2 separate regions of the Homo sapiens genome follow, and region 2 is linked to region 1. A link is an interaction called in ENCODE POLR2A ChIA-PET data of the cell type or tissue named here. Cell type or tissue: MCF 10A. All regions are shown on one strand. Links, peaks and the distances in the headings refer to the core of each region. The heading gives the core; the rest is flanking DNA.

Region 1 (15,311 bases), core at 3,900-11,899:
ACTCCTGACCTCAAATGATCCGCCTGCCTCGGCCTCCCAAAGTGCTGGGATTACCGGGTGAGCCACCTTACCCAGACTTATTGTCTTCATTTTACAGATGCGGTAACTGATGATCAGAGAGGTGAGTGATTTATTTTTTATTTTTATTTTTAATTCTTTTTTATTTTTTTCGAGACGGAGTCTGGCTCTGTCACCCAGGCTGGAGTGCAGTGGCACGAGCTCAGCTCACTGCAAGCTCCGCCTCCCGGGTTCATGCCAGTCTCCTGCCTCAGCCTCCCAAGTAGCTGGGACTATGAGTAGCTGGGACTACAGGTGCCTGCCAACACACCCAGCTAATTTTTTGTATTTTTAGTAGAGACAGAGTTTCACCATGTTAGCCAGCATGGTCTCAAATCTCCTGACCTCGTGATCCGCCCGCCTCGGCCTCCCAAAGTGCTGGGATTACAGGCGTGAGCCACCGCGCCCGGCCTATTTTTAATTCTTTTTATTTCAGTAGCCTTTGGGGTCAAAGTGGGTTTTGGTTACATGAATTAGTTCTATAGTGATTCTGAGATTTTAGTACACCTATCACCTGAGCAGTGTATACTGTACCCAATACGCAGTTTTTTATCCCTCATCCCCTCCCAACCTCCCTGGACTCAGTCCCCAAAGTTCGTTATATCACTCTGTATGCCTATGCATCCTCATAGCTTAGCTTCCGCTTATATAAGTGAGAACCTACCGTATCTGGATTTCCGTTCCTGAGTTACTTCACTTAGGATAATGGCCTCCAGCTCCACCCAAGTCCTGCAGTGGATTTAAATGCTCAGCCTAGGGCCTGGAGGGGTGGCTGGGCCAGGCGAGGTGGCTCACGCCTGTAATCCCAGGACTTTGGGAGGCCGAGGTGGGTGGATCACCTGAGGTCAGGAGTTCAAGACCAGCCTGGCCAACATGGTAAAACCCCATAACTACTAAAAATACAAAAATTAGCTGAGCATGGTGGTGCATGCCTGTAATCCCAGCTACTCGGGAGACTGAGGCAGGAGAATTGCTTGAACCCGGGTGGTGGAGGTTGCAGTGAACCAAGTTCACACCATTGCACTCCAGCCTGGGCAACAGAGCAAGCCTCTGTCTCAAAAAAAAAAAAAAAAAGTGCTTAGCCTGATTGGCCTATTGCCTGAGTGTGGAGCTCCTGTCTTTGGGTGGGAAGGAGATTTCTCAGCCACCTTGAGAACACACTTCCTCTAGTTCTGAAAGGAATGTGAGGGCCAGGGTGTGGGAGAGGGGGCTGAAGCCAAAGGTAAGATCTTTTCCAGGCCTGGAAGAGTAATTAACCCCTTTTGGCACTCACCAGGGGCTGGGCCTTGTTCTTAGTGCCTTACAGAATTCGGGAATTCATTTAACCAGGACGACAACCTCTGAGGTGGCGGCTATTATTCTCAAACCTAGTTTTTCCTAAACTCCAGGCTTGCGTTCCCATCTGCATTCACCTGGATGTTGAATTTAAACTCAACTATCTCAAACTGTTCTCCTTGTTACCACCCCTCCCTGACCAAACCTGCCTCTACTATGCTGCCCACGTCTTAGAGAGTAGCGTCCCCATTCTTCTGGCTGCTCCAGCCAAAACCTCCTCTCTTTCCTCACACCCTGTATCCAATCCATCAGCAAGTCCTGTCAACTCAACCTTGGAAATATATCCTGTACCCAACTACACCTCGACATCCCCGTGGCTGATTCCATGGTCTGAACCACCAGCGACCAGCGCCTCGATCTGGATCATTGCACCAGCTTCCCCCGGTCTCCTGGCTTCTGAGTTTTGAACCCCACCCTACTCCACGCCTTGACTCCCCAAGTCTAATTACTACACAGTAGCCAGACAGATCTTGTTAGAACATAAACTAGGTCATGTTCCTCCTCCGCTCCAAACCTTCCCATGGCTCCCACCTAACTCAGAGTAGCCAAAACCCTCCCTGTGGCCTCCAAGGCCCTACACAATTTGCTGATTTCCACTCCCCCCGCACTTTCCTCTGTAACCCCAACTCCCACCACTCTCCAGGTTCCTGTGTCCTCTCCAGCCAGGATCCTGACTCAGGGCCTTTGCCTCACTGTTCCCTCTGCTGGGGTACTCCTCCCCAGTTGACGACATGGGCAGTTCCTTCAAGTCGTTGCTCAAACATCACCTTCTCAGCAAGGCCTTCCCTGAGCAGCCTATTAGAATTGCAACCAGGCCAGGCGCAGTGGCTCAAGCCAGTAATCCCAGCACTTTGGGAGGCCGAAGCAGGTGGATCTCCTAAGGTTGGGAGTTCGAGACCAGCCTGACCAACATGGAGAAACCCCGTCTCTACTAAAAATACAAAATCACCCAGGCATGGTGGCACATGCCTGTAATCCCAGCTACTCGGGAGGCTGAGGCAGGAGAATCACTTGAACCTGGGAGGCGGAGATTGTGGTGAGCTGAGATCGCACCATTGCACTCCAGCCTGGGCAACAAGAGCGAAACCCCATCTCAAAAACAGGAAAAACAAAAAACAAAAAAATGCAACCATGCCGGCCAGGTGGAGTGGCTCACACCTGTAATCCCAGCACTTTGGGAGGCCAACGTGGGCAGATCACCTGAGGTCAGGAGTTGGAGACCAGCCTGGGCAACATGGTGAAACCCTATCTCTACTGAAAATACAAAAATTACCCAGGCATGGTGGCACGTGTCTGTAATCCCAGCTACTTGAGAGGCTGAGGCATGACAATCACTTGAACTCGGGAGGTGGAGGTTGCAGTGAGCCAAGATCGCGCCATTGCATTCCAGCTTGGGCGACAGAGCGAAACTCCATCTCAAAAAAATAAAAGGAAGCTAACACAGAGTATAAATGGTGCAGGCAGTTTGACAATATCAAAATAGAAAATACACATGCCCTTTGATTTCTCCCTCTTATGCAGGTGGATCTATAGATTCAACTCTACATGTTGGAACACTATAGTATTATTTGTAATTAAAGCATTTGGAAACAACCTAAATGCTCATGGTAGGGGACTATTAATAAAATACGGTAAGGCTGAGTGCAGTGGCTCACGCCTGTCATCCCAGTACTTTGGGAGGCCAACGCAGGAGGATCACTTGAGGCCAGGAGTTCAAGACCAACCTGGGCAACATAGGGCAACATAGCAAGGCCCCATCTCTACAAAAAATTAAAAATTAGCTGGGCATGGTGGCACACGCCTGTAGTCTCAGCTATTAATATTTGGGAGGCTGAGGCAGGAGGATCACACCACTGCACTTTAGCCTGAATACTGAGTAACAAAGCAAAACCCTGTCTCTCTTAAAAAAAAAATTGGGGGGAAGGACAAGTCTTTTTTCTTTTCTTTTCTTTTCTTTTCTTTTTTTTTTTTTTTTTGAGATGGAATTTCACTCTTGTTGCCCAGGCTGGAGTGCAATGGTGTGATCTCGGCTCACGGCAACCTCCGCCTCCTGGGTTCAAGCAATTCTGCTTCAGCCTCCCGAGTGGCTGGGATTATAGTCATGCGCCACCACACCTGGCTAATTTTGTATTTTAGGTAGAGACGGGGTTTCTCCATGTTGGTCAGGCTGGTCTTGAACTCCCAACTCCTGGCCTCGGCCTCCCAAAGTGCTGGGATTAGAGGTGTGAGCCACCGTGCCCAGCCAGGACAAGTCTTCTTACAGAAGAATTCCAATTAGTAAATGTAGAAGGATTGAGAGAAATTGAAAAATCATCATTAGAACACCGGAATAATAATTGCTGCAGGCAACATCTACCAATGAACAATAAAATGAGTGGGTGAAACTTTAAGGAGAAACAAGGTTTTTTTTTTAGAAACGGGATCTTACTACATTGTCCAGGCTGGTCTGGAACTCCTAGGCTCAATGGGATCCTCCCACCTCATGCTCCCCAGTAGCTGCTACTACAGGCACATACCACCCCACCAGGCTTGAAACAAAATATTTGCATAGCCTCAAAGTATCTATCCCCAAATATGTATTAATTAGTATGGTGGTTTTAACATATGCATACATGTTCTTTGATGCTCTGCCATCTAGGAAATGGAGCTTAATTTTTCTCCTCTTGAGTGTGGGCTGGACTCAGCAACTTGCTTCTAACAAGTAGAATGTGGAAAGGCAAAAACAGTGACTTCACAGTGGAAAAATCTGGCAGACACCACCTTAACCAAATGAAGGCTGGCACCACCAGTCAAAAGTCTTGTTGATATCACAGCCTCTGAAATGATGTGGTGAGAAGGGCACTTGGCCTGAGTGGCATTCTTCCCCCAAATCCGTAACGTCAGCCTAATCATGAGAAGACCCATTCTACAAAAGATCTGACCAGCACTCTTCAAATGTGTCCAGGTCACGAAAGACAAGGAAAGGACAAGAAACGGTCTCAGGTTGGAGGAGACTAAGGAGACGTGGCTGAAGGATACACAGGATCTCCCTGTACTGTCCATGTAACTCTTCAATAAATCTACAATTATTTCAAAATAGCAAAAAATACGATTGCTGGCCGGGCACAGTGGCTCACGCTTGTAATCCCAGCACTTTGGGAGGCCAAGAAGGGCAGATTACTTGAGGTCAGGAGTTTGAGATCAGCCTGGCCAACATGGTGAAACCCTGTCTCTACTAAAAATGCAAAAATTAGCTGGGCGTGGTGGCATGTGTCTGTAATTCCAGCTGCTCGAGTAGCTGAGGCAGGAGAATGGCGTGAACCCGGGAGGCGGAGCTTGCAGTGAGCCGAGATTGCGCCACTGCACTCCCGCCTGGGCCACAGAGCGAGACTCCGTCTCAAAAAAAAAAAAAAAAAAATTACTGTGGTCAAGATGGAATAACAGGGATCTGGTTTAACACACCCCAAAAAGGACCTAAGAAAGGACCATTCCCTCTCCTCTCTGAGGTGGGAAGATCTGGGAAGGAGAGGAGGCTGACCAGTGGGGTCTACCTTCTGCTCCACCCCTCTTCTATCCAAGAGTCTGAGCACCCAACCCCCACACCACCCTGGAGGCTCCCGCCCTCGTGCTGAGTCTGGCATGCCCTCCCCATCCCTACTGGCCCAGGGGACTAGGTTAGCTCAGAGAAGCCCTTCTAACTCACCCACAACTGGACCAAAGAAGGATTGATCTGGGGCCACTGCCTGGTCCCTGGGAGCACTGTGCTAGGGCAGGGGGCTGAGATGCCCCAGGGTAAGAGACAGAACAGTGATTTTTTTTTTTCTAAGACAGAGTTTCGCTCTTATTGCCCAGGCTGGAGTGCAATGCGCGATCTTGGCTCACCGCAATCTCCGCCTCCCAGGTTCGAGCGATTCTCCTGCCTCAGCCTCCCGAGTAGCTGGGATTACAGGCATGTGTCACCACGCCCCCCGGCTAATTTTGTACTTTTAGTAGACACAGGGCTTCTCCATGTTGGTCAGGCTAGTCTCAAACTCCTGACCTCAGGTGATCCTCCCACCTTGGCCTCCCAAAGTGCTGGGATTACAGGCATGTGCCACCGCACCCGGCCAAAAACAGTGATATTCATATAGATGGGGGAGGGATTAATGGGGGTGGAGTGAGAGAGAGCCTGCTGGAGCAGTCCGAAAGGCAGGCATTCCTTCTGTTCAGCAACATTCCTGCCCCCACAATCTCCTCCCACAACTTATATCTAGTGCAGGCTGAGAGTGAATCTGTCTGCCAGTGTTCAAGCCACTGTGTGAACCTGAGTTTCTTAACCGTTCTGAGTGTCAGGAGTTTTTTTCATCTCCAAAATAGGAGCAACAAGGATACCAATCCCTTGAGATTGTATGAAGCTTAATGCACTTAACACAGCACCTGGCACGTAGACATGCTCCCTAAATGCCAGCTGTTATTATGAAAGAGAGAAGTCTGAGGTTCAGAACTAGCAGGCAACACATAATCTATAATGATGGATGGCTCAGACAGGGTCCTGTCCTATAGGGACTCACAGTCTAGTGGAAAGGACAGTCCTGTGGACAGCAAATGGCAATATACCTGGGTAAGTACTGTAATAGAATAACAAAGTAATATCCTATCACGGGGCAGTCACGGGGGCAGTGAGAGACAAGCGCTTGTCCATGCCAGGCTCTGTACTCAGTCCATCACATACATTAGGTCTTGCAGTCCTCATACCACCATAAGGTGGTTACCATTATCTCCAATTCACAGAAAAGCAAACAGTATGGAGTGTTTAAGCGTCCTGTCCGAGATGGCATAGCTAGTGGAGCTGAAATTTGAACCCAAGTAATCCAGGTCCAGAATGCCCCGGATGCAGAAATGACCACACAGATTCTACCAATGAACTAACCTGATAAGGTTGGAGGTCATACTCATAACCCCTCACACAGGTCCACACAGACACAGGCAAGCACACCCATGTCTATTCAGATACACACCAATTCCTGTCTATGACGAGCGCTCAGAAAATCCTCCACAACACCACACCAGGAATGATGTGCATTTTGAGAAAAAAAAAAATCAGCTCTGAAGACCTCACAGACACATGCAGTGAAATGTAAATGGAGGGACCCACCCAAGTTCTTGAATAGCACATTACATGCCTGGATGCACATCAGCGGGCATGTAAATGATGACGAGGAGGTCTGCAGACACTGACACGCTGCATTTGCACTCACTCTGCTACTGAATTTTTTAGCAGCTACATTTACTGAGCACCTACTGTATGTAAGGAAAGATAAAGCAGCCGGGAGCTGTGGCTCACGCCTGTAATCTCAGCGCTTTGGGAGGCCAAGGCAGGTGGATCACCTGAGCTCAGGAGACCAGCCTGGCCAACATGGTAAAACCTTGTCTCTACTAAAAATAATACAAAAATTAGCTGAGTGTGGTGGCATGCACCTGTAATCCCAGCTACTCAGGAGGCTGAGGCAGGAGAATCGCTTGAACCCAGGAGGTGGAGGTTGCAGTGAGCCAAGATCACGCCATTGCACTCCAGCCTGGGTGACAGAATGAAACTCTGTCTCAAAGAAAAAAAAAAAAAAAAGTAAAAAAGATAAAGCTCAGAGAAGTGAAGTGGCTTGCCCAAAGTCAAATGGCTGAGATTCAAACCCTGGCCCTATAATATTAGGCAACGGTGTCTCCCTCCACCACTGTGCAGATGCATCCATGAGTGAAGAGATGTGCTATGGCTGGATTCCCTCATTGACATTCCCTGTGACCTTGGACATGGCATGGCCTTGTCTGGCCCACATTCTCATGTTGAGTCCATTCACAGGTGTGCTCCATGGATGTGCATGGATGGGACCGGCAACCCTGGCCTTGCTCTGAGTCTCAGCTTGGCTTGGTGTCACCAGGGCTGTGAGCTTCCAATCCCAGCCTTGCCATGTCCCAGAGCACATGGCTCAAAACCAAGCTCTGGGCATCAGGCCAGCAGGGCCCCTGTGATGGAAGAACTGACAGGATTTCATAAGCATCCGGCCCGGGACACGTGGTCAGGGCAGGGAGAAGGGAGATAAACAGGATGTCCACCAGGGTGTGCACCTGGGCAGGGTCCATGGACCAGGTGTGGCAGGGGAAGAGCTGTCAGGACTTGGCATCTGATGGGCACTCAGCAGATATAGGCTGTGTGAGGGGAGGAGTTTGTGGGGAGGCAGGGCTGCAGCTTTGCTTCCATCCTGGAGGCCAGGAATGAGGGAGTAAGTGAGCCATTGACTCAATGAATGAATGAATGAGCGAGTGAGTGAAGGAAGGAAGGGGTAAGTAAATAAGTGAAGAATGGAATGGGGGAGGGAGTGAATTTATTTATTTATTTATTTATTTATTTTGAGACAGGGTCTTGCTCTGTTGCCCAGGCTGGAGTGCAGTCTCAGCTCACTGCAACCTCTACCTCTCAGGCTCAAGGGATTCTCCCACCTCAGCCCCCAGCATAGCTGGGACTACAGGCGCATGCCGCCACATCCCGCTAATTTTTGTATTTTCTGTAGAGATGGGGTTTCGCTATGTCGGCCAGGCTGGTCTCAAACTCCTGGGCTCAAGCGATCTGCCTGCCTCAGCCTCTGCAGTGCTGAGATTACAGGTGTGAGCCACCGTGCTGAGCTGTGAATTTATTTTTTACACAAATCTGAGTGCTCACTCTGTGCTGGCCCTGGACGGGTCTCTGTGGATGTCTGGTGAGCAGGATGGACACAGCCCGGTCATTGCAACGCTAAAAGCTTGAATGACACCAGTCAGGCTGGGGAACTGGGAGGGCCCTTGACATGCAGAGTGACTCAGCCAGTGTGAGCAGGGGTTGTCAGCATGCCTAGGGGAGCAAGAGACTGTGAGAGATGTGTGTGTATACTTGTGTGCCTGTGTGTGTCCGTGTGTACACATGTGTGCGCCGACACAGCCAGGTGTTGGCCAATGCAGGTGTGGTGTCCTCAAGAGCACAGTGCATCCTGATTCTTCACCCTCCCAGGCCTCCCCTGCCCCTGTTGTGTGCCAGCTGGGCCTGCCCCATGTTATGCCTGACGCCCACGCAAAAGCTGCTTCTTCCAGTCACAGGACAAAGGCATCCTCAGCCCAGACCCTGTACCCCAGGGGTAAAGACCTCTCAGACCCCTAGTGCTCCTCAGCATGGACCTCTCCACCAGGAGCCTCAGAGTTGTGAGAAGCACAGGCACCCAAAGCCCACCGCCCTGTGTCCATGTGCATGGAGTGTGCCCAGGTACACGCAAGGGCTGGAGATGCCCCAGGGCGGTCCAGACAGACGTGCAGATGACACATTGGCCACTGAGTTTCCACAGACACTGAGCTAAGTGCTTTCGAGACACACTGGGTGACCTTAGGCGTATCACCCTCTCTGAGCCTCAGTTTCTAATCTAAAAGTAGGGTAATTATACTCACTTCCAGTCTTGTTAGAATAACTCAATGCATGATCAGCTCAACACATCATGATTATTTTTCCTGAGTTCCTGCCTTCCCAGCTATATTGTCTATTCCTCAACAGTACCCACTGAGTCTTATATCCCCGTTTCTCCTATGATACTCCATTACACAGGACTCAAATAACTACCTGCTCTAAGAATTGCTGAGTGACATGTAGTCCTCATAAATAGCAATAATAGTCACTAACATTTATATAACAACAAGAGCCAGCAATTTTGATTTTTTATTGTGTCAGGCATTGTGCTGAACACTTTACATTCCTTCATTCATTTGACAAACATTCACTGAACACCTGGTAGGTGCTGGGCTCTGTGCTAGACCTGCAGATGCAGCATCTCTGCCCTCAAGGTTCTTACATTCTGATGGGGAAGAAGAGACAGACAAAAGACAGTTTGGCGGGGCACAGTGGCTCACGCCTGTAATCCCAGCACTTTGGTAAGCCGAGGCAGGCAGATCACTTGAGGTCAGGAGTTTGAGACCAGCCTGGTCAACATGGTGAAACCCCTGTCTCTACTGAAAAAATACAAAAATTAGCCAAGTGTGGAGGTAGGCATCTGTAATCCCAGCTACTCGGGAGGCTGAGGCACAAGAATGACTTGAACCTAGAAGGTGGAGGTTGTAGTGAGCAGAGATCGAGCCACTGCACTCCAGCCTGGGCGACAGAGCGAGATTCAGCCTCAAAAAAAAAAAAAAGATAATTTAATACATAAATGGGATAATTTCAAACCTTGACAAGTGCTACAAATAAAATAAGGAAGAGTTATGGATTAGAGACAAACTGCAGGGATTAGGTGGGGCATGATGCTTGATGAGTGATCAGGGAGGGCCTCTCTGAGGAGCAAATATTTGATCTGAGACCTGAAGAAGAAGGAAGAGCCTGGAAAGATACAGGAAAAGTTCCAGGCAGATGGCATAGCAAGGGCAAAGGCCCTGGGGCAGGAAGAACTTGGTAGGTTCGAGGACTAGGAGAAAGGGACCATAGCTGGAGGATGATTCAGCAAACCTGGCAGGTCTGTCCTGGATGACTCAGCAAGCCTTGCAGGTCTGTTCTGGTTTCAGAACCCAGGCATTTTGTCCTTCACTCCAGGCTGCCTCAGAGACATGCATCCCTGCCATACACAACAATGTGTGCACGCTGGCACACATGCACATGCATGCACACACACACTCTGCATGCTGACACACAACTAAGGGCCGGACCAGCCATGATAGTCTAAGACACTAACATTTTTCTCTAGTGTCTTGTGGGGCCAAGTAGAAGGGCCAGATGTCACCTTTGCCCAGCCTTCCAGAAGTTCTGGGCCAAAGAAAGATTAAATGGCAGGAAGAGAAAAATGGCTTAATAAGGAGGTGACGGGGAACTCGGGTGGCCTGTGGGGGTGCGGAGATGGGGGGAGATGATAGAGATGTGAGAGCCCATGGGCACATCCCCTCTGGGGAAGTGAGGGAGCACCGAGAACAGAGAAGCAGAGGGAGTGGAGACGGTTCTCAGAAGCACAGGGCCTCCACACTCACCACAGCCCCTACTCAGCCGACATGCCTTGCTTCCTCTCACCTCCCCTGGTTCACCTCAGAGATGGGACACTCATTGCCCACCAGGGCAGCCTGGGTGGTGCCAACTGTGAGAGAGCTCCCCTTCCACATCTGCCTTTGTGGCTGTAAAATGTGGAAAGAATAAGAGAAATACCTATGAAATCTGCAGGAAGATACTTTCTTTTTTTTTTTTTTTTTTTTTTGAGATGGAGTTTAGTTCTTGTCGCCCAGGCTGGAGTGCAGTGGAGCGATCTCAGCTCACTGCAACCTCCGCCTCCCAGGTTCAAGCAATTCTCCTGCCTCAGTCTCCCGAGTAGCTGGGATTACAGGTGCTCGCCATCACACCCAGCTAATTTTTTTGTATTTTTAGTAGAGATGGGGTTTCGCCATGTTGGGCAAGCTGGTCTCGAACTCCTAACCTCAGGTGATCCACCCACCTCAGCCTCCCAAAGGAGGCTGGGATTACATTTTTCTAAATCAGTTCGGTAAAAATCAAAAATTTTGAGAACACCTGGTGTTGTAGTTCTGGGAAGCAGGTACTCACATGCTTTGCTGGCAGGAGGTAGATTGATAACAATCTCTATAGAGGAGGAGCCAGAGATCTCTCTTAAAAGTGCAAATGCACAAACTTTTGACTTAGAAATTCTGCTTCTGGGCAGGGCGCGGTGGCTCACGCCTGTGATCCCTGCCTCCCAGGCCAAGGTTGCAGTGAGCTGAGATCGCACCATTGCACTCCAGCCTGGGCAACAAGAGCGAAACTCTGTCTCAAAAAAGAAAGAAAGAAAGAAAGAAAAATTCTACTTCTAGGAAATTAGCTCAGAACTTCTCTCCACACCCCCATGTATGAACACTGCAGCATTTTTTGTTATAGCAAAAGACTGGAAATAATTAACTGTTCATTGACAAGGGATGGTTTAAATAAACCAGTACATTCCTAACCATGGAATAGGACCAAGCTGTAAAAACTGACCAGGCAGGTCTTTCTGGACTGACACGGAAGAGTCCCCAAGATAAATTGTTAAATAGGAAGGAAAAAGGCAATCTGAAGGACATGGAGTGTGCTCCCATCTGTGTAAAAAAGTGACAATAAATCCTCATATTTTATGTCTTGAAGGAAACACGAGAAAATGGCTTGACCCCAGGAAGATGAACTAGGAGCTGGGGATAGGAGTGGGAGGGAGACTTCTCAAGTATTACTCTTCTGTGCCTTTGAATTTTGAGCTAAAATATTTAAATAAAATATTAATATAATTAATATAATACAATTAATAATTAATATTGAATAAAATAAAATATCTAAAAATCTGCTCCCCGGGTGCGGTGGCCCACGCCTATAATCCCAGCACTTTGGGAGGCCAAGGCTGGTGGATCACCTGAGGTCGAGAGTTAGAGACCAGCCTGACCAACATGGAGAAACCCCGGCTCTACTAAAAATACAAAATAATTAGCCGGGAGAGGTGGCGCATGCTTGTAATCCCAGCTACTCAGCAGGCTGAGGCAGAAGAATCGCTTGAACCCGGAAGACGGAGGTTGCAGTGAGCCAAGATCGCACCATTGCACTCCAGCCTGGGCAACAGAAGCAAAACTCCGTCTCCAAAAACAAACAAAAAAACAAAACAAACAAACAAACAAAACCACAACTGTCTGCTCAAAAGTGCCATCCTCCTACACACTCCTTGCCCTCAGCTAAGTTCTGTCCCCATGGAACTCTCCCTGGAAGAGACAATCTGTCTCCCAAGAGAGCAGGCCTATGTGTGAGTCCTGGTTCCATCACTGACCCTAAGTGTGACCTCAGGCAAGACACTCCCACCCCTGACTTGTACTAGACAGTTCTCCCCAGCACTGACATTCTGTCTCTCCTGCTGGAGGGGCAGGAGGGCAGGCACAGTGTCTTCTTGCTCTGTGATTCATTCAGTTCACTTAAACTGAGTTACCTACTCCAGGCCAGAGTTTGGGTTCATCCATTTCTTGCCCTCCATGCCCACCCCAGGGTCTGGCATGGGAGTTGGTACCCTATAGGAGTTCTGAACAGACTCAGCTTACGGATGAGGAACAGACGGTGGGTCAGATGCGCGGTAAGGAGGGTCAGGTACACGGCCCATGGGATCGAATAGATTCATGGGTGGGTCTTTAAGACAACCGCCTTCACTCAATCCTAAGCCCTCCCCACAGCTACCACCCTATTTTTTCTCCCCTTTGCAGAAAAGGGCTTTGAGAAAATTGTCTATCCTCGCTGTTTTTAATTAGTCTTCTCTCTCTCTCTCCCTCTGAGACAGGATCTGCTCTCTCACCCAAGCTGGAGTGCAGTGGCGTGATCATGGCTCACTGCAGCCTCAACCTCCTGGGCTCAAACGATCTTCCCACCTCAGCCTCCTGAGTAGCTGGGACTACAGGTGTGCACTACCATGCCTGGCTAATTTTTGTATTTTTTGTAGAGACTGGGTTTTGCCATGTTGCCCAGGCTGGTTTTGAACTCCCAGGCTCAAGTGATCCATCCACCTCAGCCTCCCAAAGTGCTGGGACTGCAGGTGTGAGCCACCACACCTGGCCCTCTTGTCTCTTAAGTCCATTTAATCATGCTTCTACCTGTCACTTCCCTAGTTGAAACTGCTCTTGTCAATTTCAACACATTGCTAAATCCAATGTGTTCAGTTCTCATTCTTCATCTTTTTTTTTTTTTTTTTTTGAGACAGAGTCTTGCTCTGTCACCCAGGCTGGAATACAGTGGCACGATCTTGGCCCACTGCAACCTCTGCCTCCTGGGTTCAAGCGATTCTCCTGCCTCAGCCTCCCGAGTAGTTGGGACTACAGGCACAAGCCACCAAACCCAGCTAATTTTTGTATTTTTAGTTGAGACGGCATTTCACCATGTTGGCCAGGATGGTCTCAATCTCTTGACCTCGTGATCCGCCCACCTTGGCCTCCAAAAGTGCTGGGATTACAGGTGTGAGCCACCGCACCCGGCCCATTCTTCATCTTCTTAACTGATCAACAGTTTGACACAGCTGACCACTCCCTGCTCTTTGATGTACTTCTTTTCACTTGGTGGCCAGGCCTCCACTCTCTGCTGGTTTTCCTCCTTCTCAGGCTCCCTGCTTCTCCCATTCCTGTTGGAGCAGTGAGGACTTGGTCCCTGGAGCTCTCATCCAGTCTCACGTCTATGACTCCCAACACTGTATCCTCAGCCCAGACCTCTCCCCTGAACTCCAGCCCATACATTCAAATACCTACCTGATGTCTCTTTGAGGATGTCAAAAGACATGACAGACTCCACAGAACCAAAGCTGAACCTGGGCTTCCCCCAAACACCTCGCTCCATGTCATTTGATGGCAGTTCCATACCTGTCACCGTTCAGGCCAAGAAACCTTGGAAGCACCTTGACACCTCCTTTTCCCTCAAACTCCACATCTAGACCATCAGCAATCCTGTTGGCTCCACCTTTAAAATATACCCAGAATCCAGTCACAGCTCACCTCTAGCATGGCCACTGCCCTGCTCTGAGCCACTGGAGTTTAAGAGAATTATTGCAACACCTGCTCCCTTGTCTTCCTGTCCTTGCCTCATTCAGTCTATTCCAAGTACAGATCCCTAAATGATTTTATTTTAAAAGTAAGTCAAGGCTGGGCATGGTAGCTCATGCCTGTAATCCTAGCGCTTGAGGAGGCCGAGGAAGGAGGATCACTTGGGTGTAGGAGTTTGAGACCCACCTGGGCAATGTGGCAAAACCCTGTCTGTACTTAAAAAAAAGAAAAAAAATGGCTGGGCATGGTGGCTCACCCTGTAATCTTAGCACTTTGGGAGGCTGAGGCGGGTGAATCACCTGAGGTCAGGAGTTCGAGACCAGCCTGGCCAACATGATGAAACCCCATCTCTACTAAAAATACAAAAATTAGCCGGGCAAGGTGATGCACGCCTGTAGTCCCAGCTACTCAGGAGGCTAAGGAAGAAGAATCACTGGAACCCAGGAGGTGGAGGTTGCAGTGAGCCAAGATCGCGCCACTGCACTCCAGCCTGCATGACAGGAGCGAGACTCCATCTCAAAAAAAAAAAAAAAAAAAAAAAGGTAAGTGAGATCACTTCCCTCCTCTCCTTAAACCCTCCCCTGCCTCCCCATGACTCCTCAGCGTCCTTTCAAAGGCCTCCAAAGCTCCAGATTATCTGAACCCCCTTTACCTCTCTGACCTCATCTCCCACCGCCTCCCTGTCACTGGCTGCACTCCAGCCACATTGACCTTCTCCGATGGCACACCAGTCAGCTAGTCAGCTTCCTTTTGGAGCTTTTGCATGAGCTGTTCCTCTTCCTGAAGAATTTGCCCTTCGGATAGTCTCAGGGCATCCACTGAACACTCCACTCAATACAGCCACTGCCTGCCCACCCAACACTCCTCATCTCTGTACTTACTCTTTTTTTCCCTTGCATTCGTCACCCCCTAACATGTGCTACAATGTACTTATTATGGTAATTATTTCTTGCATGTTTCTTTCTTTTTTTTTTTGAGACAGGGTCTCACTCTGTTGCCCAGTCTGGAGTGCAGCAGCATGATCTCAGCTCACTGAAATCTTGGCCTACCTGGCTCAGGCCATCCTCCCTCCTCTGCCTCCTGAGTAGCTGGGACTACAGGCACTCACCACCATGCCTGGCTAGTTGTTGTACTTTTTTGTAGAGATGAGGTTTCACCATGTTGCCTAAGCTAGTCTAAAACTCCTAGGCTCAAGTGATCCTCCCGCCTCAGCCTCCCGAAGTACTGGGATTGCGGGTGTGAGCCGCTGTGCCTGGCTGCACTTTTCCTTCTAATGGAATGTAAGCGCCACTTTTGTCTGTTATTTTCACTGTAGTATCCCTAGCCTTTGGAATGTTGCCTGGCAAGTAGTAGGTACTCAGTAAATATTTGTTGAAGAAACGGATGATTCTATAAATAGC
Region 2 (15,311 bases), core at 352-8,351, 66 kb before region 1:
GGCAGATGGATCACCTGAGGTCAGAAGTTCGAGACCAGCCTGGCCAACATGATGAAACCCCATCTCTACTAAAAATACAAAATAGGATTAGCCAGGCGTGGTGGCGGGTGCCTGTAATCCCAGCTACTTGGGAGGCTGAGGCAGGAGAATTACTTGAAGCAGGGAGGCTGATGTTGCAGTGAGCCAAGATCACGCCACTGCACTCCAACCTGGACAACAATAATGAAACTCCATCTCAAAAAAAAAAAAAAGTAAAAGATAGGAATACATGACAGATCCAGGTAGTGACTTACTCAACAGCCATTCCTCCCCATCATCGCAACTATTGGATCCTGATCTTGTCCATGTATGCACTTGCCTTAATGGAGGCAGGCCCCAGGTCCAGCCCTAGTCCTAGTCCCAGCTCCAATAGTCATGACTGTCTGAGGCTGGACTTGGTGAGCCAATTTCCCTTTCCAGTTAGAGGTCTAGTCATAGATACATGATGAAAGTCTGGCTAAGAAGACAGGATGAGAAATCTACTCAAAGGCTTTTGGGAAAGGTTTTCATCACACTTTTAAAAAAAGGCATTGCAGAAAAACATTCCTTCATCTGCTGGTAGACATTGTCATATCTGTGTGGGATTCCTGGAATCGCGGAACTGTGAGGGGAGTTGGCCAAAGAGGATATACAGTGAATGGTAGAGAGGAAAATGTAAAAACCTTCTTCCTTGATAGCACTGTTGAGCCATTAAATTAACCAACCCTAGCCTGGCACAATAGTATGTGCCTGTAATACCAGCTACTTGGGAAGCTGACGCAGGAGCATCGCTTGAGGCCAGGCATTTGAGATCAGTCTGGGCAACATAGTGAGACCACATCTCAGAAAAAAAAAATTTTGTTTTAATTAGCCAGATGTGATGATGTGCACCTGTAGTCTCAGCTACTTGGGAGGCTGTGGTGGGAGGATTGCTTGAGCCCATGAGTTTGAGACTGCAGTGAGCTATGATTGTGCCACTGCACGCCAGTCTGGGCAACAGAGTAAGATTCTGTCTCTAAAAGAAATTAATTAATTAAATTAACCTTTCACCTATCTAGAAAATACTTGAGATTAAATAAGAAATCACATTACTGGGTGAGCAAATTTGAGTTGAGTTTTCTGGTACTTGCAGACCAAAAGCATTTTACTGAACCCTACGTCTGGAGGAACAACAAGATAGAAGGAACCTGGGTGGGTCCCTGACAACCTTGCAGGAGAAAGTCACCTACCTGTCCTTACTGCCTGCCAAATTCCGAGCTGCTTCATCAAAGAGAAATAAACCTCCACCTTGTCTGAGACCCTGTATTTGAGAGTCCCTTTGTTACAGTAGCTTAACCTGTACCTTGATTAATACAAAGAAGAGCTTGGCCACTGTCAGACAGCCTTCCTCATCAGACATGCTGACCCAGCATGGACACCCACTGAGAGCTGCCTGTGCCCCACATCTCAGGTACTTAACCAGTAATATTACTGCCTCCCACTTCAATTTTTTTTTGTTTTTGAGACAGAGTTTCGCTCTTGTTGCCCAGACTGGAGTGCAATGGCATGATCTTGGCTCACCACAACCTCTGCCTCCCGGGTTCAAGTGATTCTCCTGCCTCAGCCTCTCGAGTAGCTGGGACTACAGGCATGCGCCACCACAACCGGCTAATTTTGTATTTTTAGTTGAGACGGGGTTTCTCTATGTTGCTCAAGCTGGTCTCGAACTCCTAACTTCAGGTGACCCGCCCGCCTTGGCCTCCCAAAGTGCTGGGATTACAGGTGTGAGCCACCGCACCTGGCCCCACTTCAAATTTTTAAAAAAAATACATAAAAACATTTGCAAAAATGCTGCCATCTTAATCAAAGCCAAAACACACTTGAGGGGCCACTGACAATCACCTGTAACAAAGCTGTTGGAACTGGGATTGAATCAGATGGGGTCCATTTGCACTTACACCTGTTCAGGTGGCATTTCTGTGTTCACGAACACCTGATGGAACTTCCTGCCCCCAGGATAGGTGGGCAAGATGAGCTGGCCTTTCCTCCCTGCACATGTGAGGTGATAAATGTGATAGAGGGCCTCTCAGGCCTGCTTGGCTCCAGGCTCAGCAATGGCAACCTGGGCTCTGATTCCATCAACATCTTGCTGAGAGGTGGACTAGGCTGAGCAGGCAGTCTCGGGCTTCCATCCATGTCATTTGATGTGCTGGCTTTGTGGCAAATGTGCACAGCATCCTAAACCCACAATCCCTACTGTTGTCACTGGGTAAGATGCCGTGGTTCTTGTGGAGACACCTGCTATACTCGACATAACAAGATCCTAGACATTCCTTCTTATCATCTGCACAGCCCTCCAGAGCTGCTCTCTCCATACGGCCTCAGTGCCCATCCGGACTGCTCTCCTTGCAGGGTACCTGCCTGGCCCCTGTAGCTCCTGATGTAATAATCTCTGCAAAATTTGACCTGGAAAAAATGAAACTGACCAAAAGGATGGCCCTACACATACCAATGAAATTGTACAACAGAAGAAGATATGATTAGCAAAATTGGACATGGAGCCAGAACCTAATCCACAAGTCAAATATTTTCAAAATACAGACAGATGCCTTTAAAGTCCAACACAAAACAAAAATGCTCAAAATACGTTGATTATATGAGAGTTCCTGACTAGTGCAGTAAGACAAGAAAAAGTATAAGATTTGAAAAAAGAGACAAAACCTTCATTATTCACAGACGATATGATTGGCAATACAGAAAAGTAAAGAGATTCCAAAAACCACTGGAAATTTTTTAAGGTTTCAACTTTGTTGCCAGATATGGGGTCAGTACACAAAATTCAATCGTGTTTCCTCTAACGGACACCAACAAACCATATGTAACTTCTGATTTACAATAATTTCACTTACAATAGCAGTCAAACCACGTGGTACTTTGGAATAAATCCCCAAAAGTATGTAAGACCTTTATGAAGAAAACTATAATATTTTATTGAAATTCATAAAATAAGGCCTAAATAAGTGAGAAATCAAGTGGGGTCATTGATGGAAAGACTCCGTGTTATAAAGTGGTAATTCTGTACAAATGCAGTGCAACGCCAATTAAGATCTCATAGTTTCCTGGAACTTAGTAGGCAGGTTGTGAAATTTATATGGAGGTTCCAAATATAGCTGAGACCATCTTAAAGAAGACGAAAGAGAGAGAAGAATGTTTCCCATAAAAGAAGAAACTGGAGTTCAGATTTCTCTTTGGAAACTGAAAGATCCCCCCACAGTGGACCCTCACTTCTGGAGAGGAATATTCAGCTACAGTTGACTAGCAGTTGCCCCTTCAGATAGAATATTCGATCTCCAGTTCACCCAGTATATCTTCTACTTAAGGCACCTGCCTGACCCTTGCAGATATTTGATTATGTGATAGTTACCTGGAGTGAGGGCTTAAGATAAGAGGAATGGAAGAGATTGTTTAAAATACATCTATTGTTTGGTTGTGTAAGTATTCTCCTCATGGTGAAACTTGACCAGGCAAGTAGAAAGAATAACAGAGAAGTATGTGAATCTAAGACATTGATGTTTCTGGTAATGGTGAAGTTCCGAGTATGATCACGGGAATGCGTGGCTGAGAAGGGATAAAGGAAATGGTGCCTGAGGATATAAAGTGAGAGGACTGGAAAGTGCAAACGGCCCAAGTCAGTGGCTCCCCTGAGACCAATACCAGCAGTTGGGATGAAGGGAATCTGCCTGTTAACAAGGTTTCCTAGGATCTGATGCACAGTTCTTGATCCACGGCGTCAGAAATAAAGTGGTTAAATAAATATAAGCTACCGGCCGGGCGCGGTGGCTCACGCCTGTAACCCCAGCACTTTGGGAGGCCGAGGCGGGCGATCACGAGGTCAGGAGATCGAGACCATCCTGGCTAACACGGTGAAATCCCGTCTCTACTAAAAATACAAAAAATTAGCCAGGCGTGGTGGCGGGCGCCTGTAGTCCCAGCTACTCAGGAGGCCGAGGCAGGAGAATGGCGTGAACCCGGGAGGCGGAGCCTGCAGTGAGCCGAGATTGAGCCACTGCACTCCAGCCTGGGCGACAGACCAAGAGTCCGTCTCAAAAAAGAAAGAAAGAAAGAAATATAAGCTACCTATACGTGGGGCTGCCTATTAACTCCGCCAAGTGACTTAACTCCTGCCTCTTTATCTGTAAAATGGGCATAATTACAGCATTGTTTTTGGAAGATTCCATGTAATAAAGTCTGAAGTGTGCTTAACACAGTACTGGGAACTTAAGCAGCACTCACACTTCATCCTAAATACGACGAAAGTCTTTTCAAAAAAATAAAAATTAATGCAATATGACTTACTTGGAAATGTATCAAAAAATAAAGACCGATGAATGGATCGAGGCGTAGTGTGACAGAGTAAAATTTTAATGATAAAAAGTTAATGGTAAAATGTTCACTGTAAAACTTTCAACTTTTCTTCTTGAAAACGTGCATAATCCGACGTGGGAAAAAAAATAACGCATTGCAGTCAGTTCTGGGGAAACGGAAAGCTAAGTTTTAATTTTGCTATTGCTTTTGCTTTTTTAACAGAAAAGGTACAAAAAAGAAAAAATGGGAGAGATGTTGCCGAACTCCGTCCCGCCTGTGGGCTGTGGGCCGTTAGCAAAGCTGCTAGCATGAAATCGTCGAGCACCGCTTGCGAAACGCCAAATCCTCGAGAGCGAGGCCGGAGGCTGCCAAACCCGCGCTGGGGAAAGGGCCGCCTCCGGGCGCCCCATCCCGCTGCGGACGGAGGTGAGGTTGGAGCGAGCGCTGGCGGAAGAGAGGCTCAGCGCAGGGGGCGCAGAGCCGGCGCTGGCCAATATGCGCCGCATGTGATACCTTTGAGGGCGCGGCGGGGGAGGGTAGCGTCAAATTTCAAAAAAAAAAAAAAACCAAACCCACACAGCCCCGGCGGGCGGGCGCGCGCGATGGGCGCCCTTTGGCTGCGGGAGCGAGTGGAGGATGCTGGGAAGGAGGTAAAATGGCCACCGGCGGCGGCGCGGAGGAAGAGAGGAAACGGGGGCGGCCGCAGCTTCTGCCCCCCGCGCGGCCCGCGGCCCGGGGCGAGGAGGCCGACGGCGGCCGCGAGAAGATGGGCTGGGCCCAGGTGGTGAAGAATCTAGCCGAGAAGAAGGGCGAATTCCGCGAGCCGCGGCCGCCGCGGCGGGAGGAGGAAAGCGGCGGCGGTGGAGGGAGCGCCGGGCTCGGCGGCCCCGCGGGCCTGGCGGCGCCGGACCTCGGCGACTTCCCACCGGCTGGCCGCGGGGATCCGAAGGGCCGTCGGAGAGATCCGGCCGGCGAGGCGGTGGACCCCCGCAAAAAGAAGGGCGCTGCGGAGGCGGGCAGGAGGAAGAAGGCCGAGGCGGCGGCGGCCGCCATGGCGACCCCGGCCAGGCCCGGCGAGGCCGAGGACGCGGCCGAGCGGCCCCTCCAGGATGAGCCGGCGGCGGCGGCAGGCCCGGGCAAGGGTCGCTTCCTCGTCCGCATCTGTTTCCAGGGAGACGAGGGCGCCTGCCCGACCCGGGACTTCGTGGTAGGAGCGCTTATCCTGCGCTCCATCGGCATGGACCCGAGCGACATCTACGCGGTCATCCAGATCCCGGGCAGCCGCGAATTCGACGTGAGCTTCCGCTCAGCGGAGAAGCTGGCCCTGTTCCTACGCGTCTACGAGGAGAAGCGGGAGCAGGAGGACTGCTGGGAGAACTTTGTGGTGCTGGGGCGGAGCAAGTCCAGCTTGAAGACGCTCTTCATCCTCTTCCGGAACGAGACGGTGGACGTGGAGGACATTGTGACTTGGCTCAAGCGCCACTGCGACGTGCTGGCCGTGCCGGTGAAAGTGACCGACAGGTTTGGGATCTGGACCGGGGAGTACAAATGCGAGATCGAGCTGCGCCAGGGGGAGGGCGGGGTCAGGCACTTGCCAGGGGCCTTCTTCCTGGGGGCCGAGAGGGGCTACAGCTGGTACAAGGGGCAGCCCAAGACATGCTTTAAATGTGGTTCCCGGACCCACATGAGCGGCAGCTGCACGCAGGACAGGTGCTTCAGGTGCGGGGAGGAGGGGCACCTGAGCCCTTACTGCCGGAAGGGCATCGTGTGCAACCTCTGTGGCAAGCGAGGACACGCCTTTGCCCAGTGTCCCAAAGCAGTGCACAATTCCGTGGCAGCTCAGCTAACCGGCGTGGCCGGGCACTAAACACCCGCCTGCCTGCCAGGGTGAACACACAGCCAGCTTATCCCTCTTAAGTGCCAAAACTTTTTTTTAAACCATTTTTTATCGTTTTTGAAGGAGATCTTTTTAAAACCTACAAGAGACATCTCTCTATGCCTTCTTAAACCGAGTTTACTCCATTTCAGCCTGTTCTGAATTGGTGACTCTGTCACCAATAACGACTGCGGAGAACTGTAGCGTGCAGATGTGTTGCCCCTCCCTTTTAAAATTTTATTTTCGTTTTTCTATTGGGTATTTGTTTTGTTTCTTGTACTTTTTCTCTCTCTCCTTGCCCCCCTCCCGCCCTCCCCGCCCCATACCTTTTCTTCCCCTGGATTTTCACCCTTTGGGCTGCCTTGCTCATCTTTATGCCCCAGCACTAGGTACGGGGCCCAACACGTGGTAGGCACTCCATCAGTGTTTGCTGAATTGAAAACATTGTTGACTGTGGCTTCTATCAGAGTGTCTACCTTTTGCAGCTCTTCCCCTCCCTCATTTAATTTGCTGCTTTTAATCTACGTGGTCTGAGAATTTGTGAAACCAGTGTTGTTAGAAGTGTATATAATCTGAATCAATAAGCTCTGAATGGTGGCCAAGGGCCTCTCTTATGGCACAAAGATGCATGGACTTCATGACAGCTCTTTTGGTGGCTCAGAAGCCATTTTTTATAGAATCATGGAATCTAGAATATTCCTGCTGGAAAGAACCTGAGAGTTGGTTTGGACCAATTCCCTGGTTTTCCAGCAGATGAAACAGGCCCAAAGAGGTTAAATGACTGGGTGAAAATCACATAGCTGTCTGGTGCCAGAGCCAGCCTATAGTAGAGTCCCCTGACCCCAAGCCCGGTGCTCATTCCACTACCTCTCACACTTCACAACAATTTCCTCAACACTTGAGGGCCCAGAAAGTCTGATCTCTCCAGAATGATCAGCCCAGAGGAATGCTGAGAAATCACCTGGAGGAGGGAGCAGAAAGAGAAGGTTTTTAAGGAGGGGCTTCTGAATACTTGGGAGATACGGAACGGACCAAGGACCACACTCCAGGGTGCATTCGTTGCTCCCTGGGGCACCACTTCTGGATTACAGTGTGCCAGGTCCTTTGGAGGCCCTACCCCTTCCCCATTCATTGCCACCAGTGAGAAATGGGGGTGCCCCTGTGTAAAGAAACCTACCAAAGGTTTACATTTGCACCTTAGCCTCAATAGCTACGAACCCTAGAGAAGCAGCTAGCTGGAGCTCATGTGCAACTCCTGATTCTCAGGAGAAAGATGGATTTTAACCCAAAATTATGAGTGAGCTGTTAACTCTAAAATGTACTTGGGAGATAGGCCAAGCGAGAGGTCATGGGCCAACTAAGTGTTATCCAGTAGAAAAGACAGTACACTGCTTTTCTTTTAGTGTTTGCTTTTCCTTTGCTATATGTTTTGCTATTTCCTTGTGGCTTAGAATGTAAAATTGATTGTTAAAAGTTTTGTTCTGAATAAATATTTATCTTTTGTATTGCTAAAACTGGTGCACTATTTCCTTTCAAAGTGTTAGATGCACAGTTACCCAGCTCCAGACCGTATTTCAATCCCACTTCCCCTACACTCCATTTGTTTACCTTGCTAAATACATTTCCCACCCCTGCAGGCAACACTTAGCACCTACTACGTTGTGCCGGTCCCTTTGCATCACAATCAGCACACTGTTAAAACGGGTTTTAAGTCCTAACACAGTTCCAATAAATCAGAATCACTGTTAGAGGAAGTGAAACATTTTAGTTAATCATCCTCAAGCAATTCTGATGGGCAGCCAGGTTTGAGACCAGAGTATAAGATGTGTGAGCTGAACCCTGCCCTCAGGGAGATTACAGACCTGTGGGAAAGAGAGGTGGTTTGCCAGCTTCCTCGTCTTTCTGTTACTGTAAGCGCGCGCTGTGGATGGGATGCAAAATATTCTTGGGTTCTGGGAAAATGCCATTTCTTCCAGCTGTTGAAAAAGCGGGATCCAGGGAGCTGACTTCTCCAAGTTAGCCCCCACTGGAGACTGGGCCTGCAGGCAGAATAGGGTCAAGGTCCCTGGACTTCAGGTCCAATACCCTGCAGACCCCAGATACAACTCTCTGAAGGATTTTCCAGCTGGTGATGCTAGGATGATCTGATCCTGAGAGTTAAACGTTCCCAGTATATTGACTCTGACTCAGTGATTTGAGGATATTTCCAGAGCTGATCTGGAGTTGGGACCTGGTAGGCTCTTGGGAATCCTGTCTTTCAGAGCCAGTTCAACCCCTCTCCTTGTCTCCCAAAGCAAGCAGACTCTCCCCTCCCTCCCATCCCTCTTTCCCGTCTTTGCCAGCGGTTTCCCTCCCTCTCACAGAGCTGGAGGCCAGGGGCCAGGAGAAAGCCTGCATTCACCATACTCTCCACTCCGTTCCTCAAAGCAGGCACTGTGCCAGGGAGCCTCCTTGAAGGAACCTTCCCTCTCCTGGCCCCATCCCCCCACTCTCCAGGAGGGAGGAGAGGAAGAAACTGTTTCCCTGCCCATCCCCCACAGGATCTGCTTCAAGGCCTCCTGCCTGGTGGCCCAGGGACAGCCAGGGGCTGGAGCTGAACAAACCTCCCCCAGCTTCCTTTCCTGATCAAGCAGCCCTCAAATTACAATTCTTCACTGTTTTTGGGCTCCTGGAAAGTGTGCAGAGATGCCCGGACTGAGGCTGGTTGACTAGGGGACATTGATTCATTCCACTTCAACAAATACGGAGGGCATTAGAGCTGGGCCCCATGCAAGGCCCTCTGCATAGGCTGCCTTGAACAAGACAGTGCACTTGCAATGGAAGGTACAGATAAGTAACAGTAGGCAATGTTTACAATCATATATTTAACAATTTTTTTTTGAGACAGAGTCTCACTCTGTTGCCCAGGCTGGAGTGCAGTGGCATGATCTTGGCTCACTGCAACCTCCACCTCCCGGATTCAAGCGATTCATGTGCCTGAGCCTTCCAAGTAGCTGGGATTACAGGCACGTGCCACCACGCCCGGCTAATTTTTGTATTTTTAGTGGAGATGGGGTTTCAGCATGTTGGCCAGGCTGGTCTCGAACTCCTGACCTCAGGTGATCCACCTGCCTCAGCCTCTGAAAGTGCTGGGATTACAGGCGTGAGACACCGCACCCAGCCAACATTTGTCCTGTATAGAATTGTCTGAAGTAAAGGTTTCCCTAGAAGAGAAAACGTCCTGACTGAAACCTGCAAGATGAGTAAGAACCAGGCTAAGAGTGAAGAGACAGCCAAGCAGCAGAAATAGCAGATGTAGAGGCCTGGAGGCCAGAGAGCACACAGCGTGTTCGGACTGGCCAAGAGTCAGGGGAAGATGTGGCTGGGAGAAAACGCCGAGAAGAGGTGTCACAGGGCTTACCAGCCATATTTAAAAACGTGGATTTTGTCCTCAGAGCCTCCAATCAGGCCTCCTCCATTCCATTCATTCTTTCAACACATGCCTGTTAAGCGCCAACTCTATAGGGGCCTTTTCTAAGCGATGGAACACAGCATGGAGCAGGATAATCAAGTCCCTGAAGCTCAGATTCTAGAGTCACACAAGTACATAATTACAGACGATGATGCACTAAAAGAAACATACAGGGTGAGATCCCTGTTTAACAAGCAAAGCTGATCCAGTCTTAAGGATCAGAGAAAATGTTTGAACTGAGATGGAAAAGACATAAAAGGAGTTAATCGAGAGATGGGGCTGGGGATTAAGGGATGGCAAGGGTATTAACCTAGGCAAGAGGGATAGCAAGTAAAACAACCCTATAGTGGGAGGAGGCATGACCACTTCTAGAGACTAAATGAATCAGTCTAAGTTTAGAAACAGAAACCACTCTTGCTGTTGAAGAAAATGCTGGTCCCTGGGCTGGGTATTAGGAATGACTCCTAGAACACCATAGAACTGCCAGGGGAGTTACTACCTCTCACAGTCAGAAAGACAGAAGCCAGGAGGCCACCACTGGAAAGGCTGAGCATGAGGACACAATGGTGAAGCTGCCACCCAAAGACAGGATCCTGGGATCAGAAAGTCACTGCCAATGCCACTGGCAGGACAGTGAAATGCCAAGTCCTTTCCCTGCCTCTACAAAGCCAGGGACTGTGCACTACTGTCTCCGCAACCATTTACAGGTAAAAACAGCCCAAACTGTCTGGCTTACTTATGCCTCCCTTCCATCTTTTATGCAAATACATCTAAGTGCTAGAGCCCTAGCTGCAAGGGAGTTGGGAGATGTTTTAGCTTTCCAGCATCCGCAACATAGGAAGGCACATAGAATGGGGATGGGTGCTGTCTGTCAAAAGACAATATCCAGCACAAAAAATGTGACTGCAGTGCAGAGAAGAGGAGCTCGTGGGAGCATCTGGTAGGCCATGTTAAGAATGTGGGTCTAAGAACGATGTGCCATTGAAGGACTTGCAAGCAAGAGAGTAACATGATTAGATTGGTTATGTTTTACAAGCATCATTCAGGATAGTTGGTGGAGACTGGGTCAGAGGAGAGCCCAAGGGGAAATACAGTATAGTTCACCCAGGTCTCTCGAGAGATGAGGACATCTTAGGCATGGAAGGCGGAGATGTACAGAGAGAAACAGCCGAGTAAAGAAATCTTTCAGAGTTTAAGTCAACAAGATTTGGAGCTATATTTGACATGGGCTGGGAGAAAGTTAAGTACCAAGGATGTTGCCCAGGTTTCTAGCTTCTGCAGTTGGATGGATGGTGGGGCTTTTCCCTGAGATGCGAAACAGAAGAGAAAATCCAAGTTTAGGGTGAAGGGCTTGAATTTGATTTTGGATATATTGAGTTTAAGGTCTCCGTAGAGGATATCTAAGAGGAGATGTGGAGTAGGCGGTTGGATACACACAGATCTTACATTCCTAGGAGAATTCTGGCCCTGAGAAATAAACACAGGAGTTGTACAGCTGTGGCTTTCAAACTGTTTTACCACATCCCACAGTAAGATATATATTTTACATTGCAGCCATCATACATATGCATGTGTGTATTTATATCTAAATCTGAAATAAGCTTCCTCAAACAATATTTGCCCTGTGCATGATGCACCTTGACACTTTCTATTCCATTGCTTCATCCTTTTGTCAATGCTTATATGACGTGTTAAACTGATTTCACACTCTCCTAATGGTCAAGAGAGAAAGCAGAAGGAAAGATTATACCAACTAAGATTGTGCCTCAAGCAACTTTGACACAGTTTTCCCTGATGGAAAAGGAGATGGTGAAAAACTAATAAGGGACAGCCAGAAAGGGAGAAGGAAAACCAGAACGTGCAGAAACACATAAACCAAGGGAGGACATTTCAGGTGGTAGGGGTTAACAATTGTGTCAAGGGCTGCAAGAAATCAAGTAAAATCAGCTCTAAGAAATGTCAATTGAGGCCGGGCGCGGTGGCTCATGCCTGAAATCCCAGCACTTTGGGAGGCCGAGGCGGGCGGATCATGAGGTCAGGAGATTGAGACCATCCTGGCTAACACAGTGAAACCCCGTCTCTACTAAAAATACAAAAAATTAGTTGGGCGTGGTGGCGGGCGCCTGTAATCCCAGCTACTCGGGAGGCTGAGGCAGGAGAATGGCGTGAACCCAGGAGGCGGAGCTTGCAGTGAGCTGAGATTGAGCCACTGCACTCCAGCCTGGGCGACAGAGCGAGACGCCGTCAAAAAAAAAAAAAAAATGTCAATTGAGATCAGAACTGAAGAGTGCCCTAGGATTGAGTAGTGTGGAGGTTATCAATAAGGGCCTTTTAGAGGAAAGTGATGGGGGCAGATTAAGGAGCAAATGATCTTTCTAAGATGTCAATCTGGCACGCTGACCATTTTATTCCCATGTCACGTCCTCTGGGACTCCCTTGTGCACTTGGAACCCAGCCTGGTACCCGATCCCTTTCACAAGAGGCTCCTGGACTCCTTTCCAACCTTACTCTCAGCCAGATTGCCCATTACATCCCTTTATGTCAACTCCAGTTACGGCTGACAAACAGCAACCAGAAAGAATTTTGGAGTATGGAGTGGTACAAGACCAAGCTAAGGGGCCAGGTGCAATGGTTCATGCCTGTAATCCTAGCACTTTGGGAGGCCTAGGCAAGTGGATCGCTTGAGGTCAGGAGTTCGAGACCAGCCTGGCCAACATGGTGAAATCCTGTCTCTACTAAAAATACAAAAAAAAATAGCCATGTATGGTGGCATGCACCTGTAGTCCCAGCTACTCAGGAGGCTGAGGCAGGAGAACTGCTTGAACCTGGTGATACAGGAAGGGAAGTGCTGGGAAGGGAAGGGCACAGTCCCTTTAAATGACATGGAAGGGAGAAAGGGCGTGGTCCCTGGCTAGGGCTCCACCCCAGCCTGTGCCCATGGACCTAGGTGAGGACAGGCATTTTTGTTTTCCTGCCCAAATGTTGCATTTCCCAAGACCACCCTGGCCGGCCACGCCCCCATCCTGTGCCTATAAAAACCCTAGCAGGCAGACACACAGGTAACTGGACGGCTAGAGGAGCACATCAGTGGAGGAACACACAAGCGGCTGGACGTCGAGAGGAACGCACCGACAGGCACTGACAAACCAGCACACCACAGGCCATCGACCAACAGAACTATGCAGAGTTTGGCTGGGGCAGTCGGAGGGGAGCCTGGGCCACTGAACAGTCCAACTCCAGGGGAAAACCTTCTCACTCCATCCCCTTCTGGCTTCCTCCATCTGCTGAGAGATACCTCCACTCAATAAAACCTTGCACTAATTCTTCAAGCCCAGGTGTGATCCAATTCTTCTGGTACACCAAGGCAAGAACCCAGGATACAGAAAGCCCTCTGTCCTTGCAACAAGGTAGAGTGTCTAATTGAGCTGGTTAACACAAGCCACCTATAGATGGCAAAACTAAGAGCATACGGTAGCATAAGCCCATTGGGGCTTCAGGAGCTGTAAACATCCACCACTAGACACTCGTGGGGTCGGAGCCCCACAACCTGCCCATCTGTATGCTCCCCTAGAGGTTTGAGCAGCGGGACACTGAAGAAGTGAGCCACTCCCCTTGTCACACGCCCTGGGACGGGGACAAGGGAACTTTTCCCGTTTCAGTGGGAGGCAGAGGTTGCAGTGAGCCGAGATTGTGCCACACTGCACTCTAGCCTGGGCAACAGAGCGAGACTCCATCTCTAAATAAATAAATAAAAGGACCAAGCTAAGGGTGAGGAGACGTCAGATCATGCTGAGTTGAGGGTGGGGGCGCCACAGGAGTGCACCAAACGTGTACAAAGGCACTGATACATACAGCCCCATTTGCTGGCTTGTCAATGTGACTAAGATTTGGGGTAGGACATAGTAAAAGAAAATAAACACAGATATATTATGGAAAAGAATGTAAACTTTGCAGAGTTTTAAATAAAATATGACTTTTTTTTTTTTTGAGGCAGGGTCTCACTTTGTTAACCAGGCTGGAGTGCAGTGGCTCACTGCGTGGCTCGCTACAGCCTACAACTCCTGGGCTCAAGCAATACTTCTGCCCCAGCCTCCTGTGTAACTGAGACTACAGGCACACACCACCACACCCAGCTAATTTTTTCTTTCTTTCTTTTTTTTTTTTTTTTTTTTTTTGAGACGGAGTCTCACTCTGTTGCCCAGGCTGGAGTGCAGTGGCACAATCTCGGCTCACTGCAACCTCTGCCTCCCGGGTTCACTGTGGATATATCCCCTCCCGGGATATATCCATCACTGTGCCTGGCACAGCTGCAGCCTCCCAAGTAGCTGGGACTACAGGCACCCGCCACCACGCCCGGCTAATTTTTTGTATTTTTAGTAGAGATGGGGTTTCACCGCATTAGCCAGGATGGTCTCAATCTCCTGACCTCGTGATCCGCCTGCCTCGGCCTCCCAAAGTGCTGGGATTACAGGCGTGAGCCACCACTCCCAGCCTCTCTCTTTCTTTCTCCTCTTTCTTCTCTTTCTTTCTTTTCTTTTTCTTTTCTTTTCTTTCTTCCTTCCTTCCTCCTTTCCTTCCTTTCCTTCCCTTTCTCTCTCTCCTTCCTTCTTTCCTTCCTTCCTTCCTTCTTCTTTCTTTCTCTTTCTTTTCTTTCTTCAGGGTCTCAATATGTTGGCCAGGCTGGTCTTGAACTCCTGCCCTCAAGTGATCCTTCCACCTTGGCTTCTCAGAGTGGTAGGATTACAGGTGTAAGCCACCACACCCAGCCCAAGAAAGATTTTATTTTATTTTTTTATACAGACAGGGTCTTGCTATGTTGCCCAGGCTAGACTCAAACTCCTGGACAACATAGCAATCTTCCTGCCTCAGCCTCCCTAGTAGCCAGGTGTGCACGGAACAAATTATATGTATTAATATGGAACAATCTCTAAGACACATTATTAAATGAAAAAAAGCAAGATATGGTATCCTACAGTTTACATTTTTTAATGTTGGAATAAATACATACATACCCTCAGCACCATAGGAAAGATTTTAAAAAAGAAAAAATATATATACATATGCTTATTTTTGTACAAATATGTAACACTGGAAGGATATTAATGAAATTCGTAATTTGTAACTTTGGAGAACTGGATATTTGGGGTTTGGGATAAAAGGAAAGTTTATTTTCCACTGTGTATCCCTGCTTTTAAAAAAATATTTCATCTATTATCTCTAACAACAACAAAAACAACTTTTAACAACAAAAATAAATGCAAAACACAAGACTTCAACGAAATTCCTATAGACTTTAGAGAGACAGGAGTCCATCTCCTCTATCTTTAAAAGTAAAGGCCGGGCTTAGTGGCTCATGCCTGTAATTCCAACACTTTGGGAAGCCAAGGCAGGAGGACTGCTTGAGCCCAGGAGTTTGAGGCCAGCTGAGGCAACACAGGGATATCCTGTCTCTACAAAAAAAAAACAAATCGTTGGGTGTGGTGGTACATGCCTGTGGTCCCAGCTACTTGGGAGGCTGAAACAGGAGGATCACTTGAGGTTGAGGCTGCAGTGAGCCGTGATGGCACCACTGCACTCCAGCCTGGGCCGCAGAGTGAGACCCTGTCTCTAAAAATAAAATAA

The links. Peaks named below come from ENCODE experiments on the same cell type or tissue, not always from the same donor. Only the 100,000 strongest peaks of a DNase experiment are listed, where the experiment ranks them.
Region 2: POLR2A ChIA-PET joins it to region 1 with 14 read pairs; 3 of 35 experiments call an interaction of 5 or more read pairs at or near these places.

The regions. Positions count from the first base shown.
Region 1 is chr20:355,229-370,539 of GRCh38, forward strand. No RefSeq gene overlaps it. Among named protein-coding and RNA genes, the nearest start is that of NRSN2, 16 kb to the left of the region's middle. RefSeq lists a silencer at 1,017-1,311 and enhancers at 7,997-8,291, 9,755-10,354. In MCF 10A, for the core only: a CTCF peak has its summit at 7,476; DNase peaks (open chromatin) are centred at 7,433, 8,183 and 9,873.
Region 2 is chr20:292,570-307,880 of GRCh38, forward strand. It overlaps ZCCHC3 (zinc finger CCHC-type containing 3), which reads left to right and starts at 5,001. Exons shown (of 1, transcript NM_033089.7): 1 at 5,001-7,752. The coding sequence starts at 5,018. The coding sequence ends at 6,229. RefSeq lists silencers at 5,105-5,194, 5,375-5,444, 8,636-8,930. In MCF 10A, for the core only: no CTCF peak of the experiment used is centred there; DNase peaks (open chromatin) are centred at 4,822, 5,732 and 6,112.